2 separate regions of the Homo sapiens genome follow, and region 1 is linked to region 2. Evidence: read pairs that join two places in POLR2A ChIA-PET (ENCODE). Cell type or tissue: endothelial cell of umbilical vein. All regions are shown on one strand. Region 1 overlaps ADARB1 (adenosine deaminase RNA specific B1). Region 2 overlaps LINC00205 (long intergenic non-protein coding RNA 205).

The links. Peaks named below come from ENCODE experiments on the same cell type or tissue, not always from the same donor. Only the 100,000 strongest peaks of a DNase experiment are listed, where the experiment ranks them.
Region 1: POLR2A ChIA-PET joins it to region 2 with 5 read pairs; 10 of 35 experiments call an interaction of 5 or more read pairs at or near these places.

Annotation. Positions count from the first base shown.
Region 1 is chr21:45,139,274-45,141,773 of GRCh38, forward strand. The region is part of intron 2 of ADARB1 (adenosine deaminase RNA specific B1); the gene reads left to right. Among named protein-coding and RNA genes, the nearest start is that of ADARB1, 66 kb to the left of the region's middle. In endothelial cell of umbilical vein, a CTCF peak has its summit at 1,262; a DNase peak (open chromatin) is centred at 1,288.
Region 2 is chr21:45,293,535-45,296,034 of GRCh38, forward strand. LINC00205 (long intergenic non-protein coding RNA 205) reads left to right here. Exons shown (of 3, transcript NR_026943.1): 3 at 1-2,500. Among named protein-coding and RNA genes, the nearest start is that of LINC00205, 6.7 kb to the left of the region's middle. RefSeq lists an enhancer at 672-1,178. In endothelial cell of umbilical vein, no CTCF peak of the experiment used is centred here; a DNase peak (open chromatin) is centred at 1,247; H3K27ac peaks cover 2,500 bases.

The DNA of each region.
Region 1 (2,500 bases), 150 kb before region 2:
GGTTCAATCAAAGTTCCAAATTCATAAATGGCACTTATATTATTATGACGATTGCTGAAAGTCATGCCACAGTTTAATTTGCTTTATACTTGGATTTGGTATACTTGATTTTTTGGTTCTGTTTTCTCTTTTTCCTGATTTCCTTGATTTTTTTGGTTCCGTTTTCTCTTTCTCCTGGTTTCCTTGATTTTTTGGCTCCGTTTTCTCTTTTTCCCATATTCTTGCCTGGCATGGAGTGGTAGAGCAGAGTGGGGAATGGAGTTGAGTTTGGATCCAGCGGTCGAGCAAGTGTCTCAACTCCCATGCTCAGCTTCCTCCTCTGTCACGTGGGGCAGGGAAGGTGCCTGTCGGGCGCAGCGAGCGTGGTGAGTGGTAGTGTGGGGCCGCGTGCGCCCGTGGGCCCTGAGCATCAGCACTTCTGCCTCTCCGTGTTCTCTTGTTGAGAGGGACCACTGCCTTTCTTATGCTATCGCCAGCCTTTTCCAGCTTATTCATTCTGTTTCTTGGAACCCATTTAATTCATTCTTCTTGAAATATGTGTATTTTCTATTTTATTTCAAATTGAGACTTACCTTTCTTATAGAATTTGTTTTCTTCTGGGATCTCTTGATTTTTTTAAAATTGGATTTACTGAGGTAAAATGTACAGACAATAAAACTCTTTTTTTTTTTTTTTTTTTTTTTTTTTGACACAGAGTTTCGCTCTTGTCACCCAGGCTGGAGTGCAATGGCATGATCTCTACTCACTGCAACCTCTGCCTTCCAGGCTCAAGCGATTCTCCTGCCTCAGCCTCCCTAGTAGCTGGGATTACAGGCGCCCGCCACCATGCCCGGCTAATTTTGTATTTTTAGTAGAGATGGGGTGTTGCCATGTTGGCCAGGCTAGTCTCAAACTCCTGACCTCGGGTGATCCACCCACCTCAACCCAGCCAAAAATCATTCTTCTAAAGTGTGCACTCTAATATATTCTGACAAATGTATGCCAGTGCCACACCACCAAGCAGCTGAGGTAGAGAATATTCTTACCCCAAAAAGTTTCCTCTTACCCCGTGCAGATGTCCTACCCATCAGGGCCCAGGGCGACCTTGTCTGATGTTGATGTCCCATCAGATGGTTTGTATTCAGCAGAGCACCTAGACCAGGCTGTGAGGTACAGGTCCGCCCCTGGCAGCCCATGCCTTGTAGCTTCTGGGTGGCTCCTGGCTTGGTTGCTGTGGTGTGGAGCGTTGAGTGACCTCTGCAGAACAGCAGATGGTGCTGTAGGGCCGCTTCTAAGACTCAGTGGAGGAGGCTCAGTGGCGTTCTGAGCGGTGGCCACCAGGACAAACCTCTTGTCTTTACACCATCTGTGTGTGTGTGCGTGAGTGTATGTGTGTGTGCATTCCAGTGTGCGTCCAGAAGCCAGTTTCCTTCAGAAAGCTTTCTGTTCCCTGGCTTCATTTTTACCATTTAGAGGACCTGTGAAGCAATGAGATGGAATACTTATAGCTGGTTTAATTCAGTGAGTGATCTGAATTGTAAATAAAATTTTATCAAGTAATTTATAAATTTGATATAATAAATTAAGTCTGCGGAAGGGGCTGATTGTGTTATGGAATGAGAAGTTTTGTACATCTTTTGCAATTCTAAAAATTGTGGCCAGGTGTGGTGCTCAAGCCTATAATCCTAGAACTTTGGGAGGCTGAGACAGGAGGATTGCTTAAGCCCAGGAGTTTGAGACCAGTCTGGGTAACATGGTGAACCCCTGTCTGTACAAAAAATAAAAGTAAAAATAAATTAGCCAGGCATGGTGGCACATGCCTGTAGTCCCAGCTACTCGAGAGGCTGAGGTGGGAGAATTGCTTGATCCCAGGAGACGGGTGGCAATGAGCCAAGATTGTGCCAATGCACTCCAGCCTGGGCGACAGAGCGAGACCCTGTCTCAAAAAAAAAAGTTGTGACTTTGCTGTGTAGTCTTTGTGTAACATAATTTTATGATTCTATTGTTTTAAGCTTAATATTCCAAATAGGTAATAATTATGTTAAAATGCAAAAAATTAGCCTATACTCTCATGATCTAAATATGTAGTAGTGGTTTTACAGAATATATTTCAAAGGATTGCCATTCTGTTTTATTTTTAGTAGCCAGTTATAGAAAGCATTATTTTTAAATAATGCCTAAGAATCTTTAAAGAAATACCTGTCAATGTATGTTCCAGTTTAGTATCAAATTTATATTCAGAGCTCATAAGAATTTAAAAAGTTTCCCAGAGTCTGTAAATGGGGATGGAGCTGTCCTTCAAGGGTGATAGTCCCCCTAGGTTTGAGTTGTCCTCTGCTGCTAGCATAGTACCACCTGAGCTACCTGTGGGCCACCTTCACCACCCGTGGGTCCCTCCAGCCACCCCAGGGACACCTTAGCCTCCCTGGGTCGCCTTAGCCACCCCTGGGCCATGTTAGCCACCACAGGATCACCTTAGCATCCCTGGGTCACCTTAGCCACCCCAGGGTCACCTTAGCAT
Region 2 (2,500 bases):
GTTCACGTGTTTGGAGTTTCTGGACTCATTGCGGAGTTCCACCCCTGCACGTTGCGGTTCCCCAGTAATCAAATCCTGGCTTTTGTGCCTGGAAGTGCACAGGGAGGGGACAACTTTGTGAGTCAGTGGCAGGGCAGGGAGTTCTGGTTCTCCAGAGCCAGAGGCCGTGCTCAGAAGGATTTCTTAGCAGGAGCCTTGGGGCCCCCAGTCAACACTTCCCTACGGACAGCCTGGCCAGCTCTGTGCACGGAGCAGGCGCCCGAGGGTCCCAGGTCACCAAGTGACCAAGTCGTGAAGGCGCCCAGGGTTTCCTGGGGGTGCGCTGATCCCAAGGAAGCCACGTGTGGTCAGCATGGGGGAGGGGACCAGCGCCCCGGGGGGCCTGCAGCACAGCAGGGCCTGCCCTCCTGGGTGAGACTGGCCGGTGCCTGTGGGGATCTGGGGGGCTACAGTCAGGGCTCTGTGCTCCCGAGGGCCACGCCAGCCCACCTGCCCTGGAACAGAACCCGAGGCTTCTGCCTAGGGGAGTACCTGGGCACCTGCCTCCTGTGCTGCCCTGGACACATCCCAGCGGCTGCACATAGGGGAGGCACAGCCTGGGCTCAGGGCCAGGGTCCACTCTGTGGGGATACTAGACCCGGGGGTGACAATGCCAGCTCAGAACTTCCCCCCACACCTGGGCTCCTCCAGCCTGGCCTTTCCTGGGGAAGGGAGGGCCTGTCCTTCCTCAGCACTGTGGGAGGGAGGCAAGGCCTGCGGTTGAAGCGTCCCCAACACGGGGCTCCAGGAGAGAAAGCACCACATCTCAGGGAATGAAAACAGAGACGGGGCCGCCCAGTGCACTCGGTGGCTCGGAAATCATTAAAGAATGTTCTGAGCCCCCGATTTTGGCTGTAAAAGGGACTGGCCGGCTTGTGACCGCTCCCCTGTCTGTGCCTTGAGACGGGAGTGTTCAGCGTTGGGGGCAGCTTTCCCTCCAAGAGGAGCTTCACAAACATCCGCTCTCTGCGGGGCCGCCTCTCCGTGGCCTGGGGCCGCTGTCGGAGGAAGGCTCTCCAGCTGCCGTCATCTGGGAAACGTGGGGGGCGAGCAGGGGTCATGGATGGGGCTCACTGGGGACTGTGAGAATCTGTCCCGCAGGACTTTCTGGGATGGAAACGCTGGCAGAGGTGAAGCCTGCGTCATGTGCTTCACTGAACCCGGCTGCTTATTTATGTTCGGAGGGCTGGTTTCAAGGACTCCTCGTCTCCCTCTCCAGTGATAGCGTCAGCGGAAATGCAGACGGGGACGGGGCTGCTGGGTTTCCTCCCTGGAATGAAGCACAGCCGGAGGTTTTGCTGATTCACCAGCAGGCCCTGACCGCTGAGTTCAGGGTAACAAATCCACATGGATCCTGAGCCCGCATAGCTCCCTGGGCCTCAGCATAAACATCGTAAACCTCCGGGCCCTGGCAGTGTCTGTTTCATCCCCTCCAGAGCAAGTGCAAGTGTGAGATTTAGAGATTCTAAGAGGGGAAGGGCCAGAGGTCTTGAAAACGACCTTCATTCGTTCATTCATTCGAGAAGTTTGCGAGGGCCTCCGTGTCCTGCGTTTAGTGGGGCCTAGGACGCAGATGTGAAGGGCGCTGCTCTCAGGAGCAGACAGAGGTGGGGATGAATCAGTACACGCCCACCTCGGGCCCACAGGGGAGGATGCGCGGAGCTGTGGGTGTGGGGAGGAGACCCCTCTGCGTCATGCTGACGGTGTCGGCAGAGTCGCCAGCTTCTGCAGGAGCGGTACCTGTGGGTTCTTCTGTGACTTGTTTAACCGCATCTTTTGCCCAGTAGTTAGTCTTTTCCTGTTGGGACACCATGTTGGTAGTTTGGAAATGGTTTCTTCCATCCATTGCCTGCCTTTTAGCTTTGTCGATGGTGTTCTGTTGTAAATTTTGGTGCACGTTTAATGTGAACAATGGTTATGAGACGAGTGCCATGAGTTCCTGTGTGCCTGTCACCCAGCCCGGCCACAAGAGGTGCTGGGGGCAGTGTCCACACCCCCCTTTCTTAGGACGCCTGAGTCTCAGATGTGACTTATAGGGTATTTCTTATGGCAAGACGGTTAAAACAAACTTCAGCGTCTCGTCTGTCCTTCTATGGCTGTGGCTTCTGATGTTCTAATGGCGTTCTCGTCAGCCGGGGCTGAGAACAAAATAACATAGACTGTGGGGCTTAAACAGCAGAAACTTACTTCCCACGGTTCTGGAGGTTGGGAGTCTTGGATCACCGTGTAGCATGGTCAGGTTCCTGGTGAGGGTGGGATTCCTGGCTAACGTAACGAAGGCTCCCTCTCCTGATACCGTGTCACTGGGGGTGAGGCTTCAACACAGGAATTTTGGGGGGACACATCAGCATTCACTCCATCACAGGTGGTTAGCCCTTTAATCCGCGGGAATTTTGTTTGGGGTTGTGTGAGATACGGGTCTAACGTTTTCTTTTTCAAATACGTAGCCAGTTGTCACATC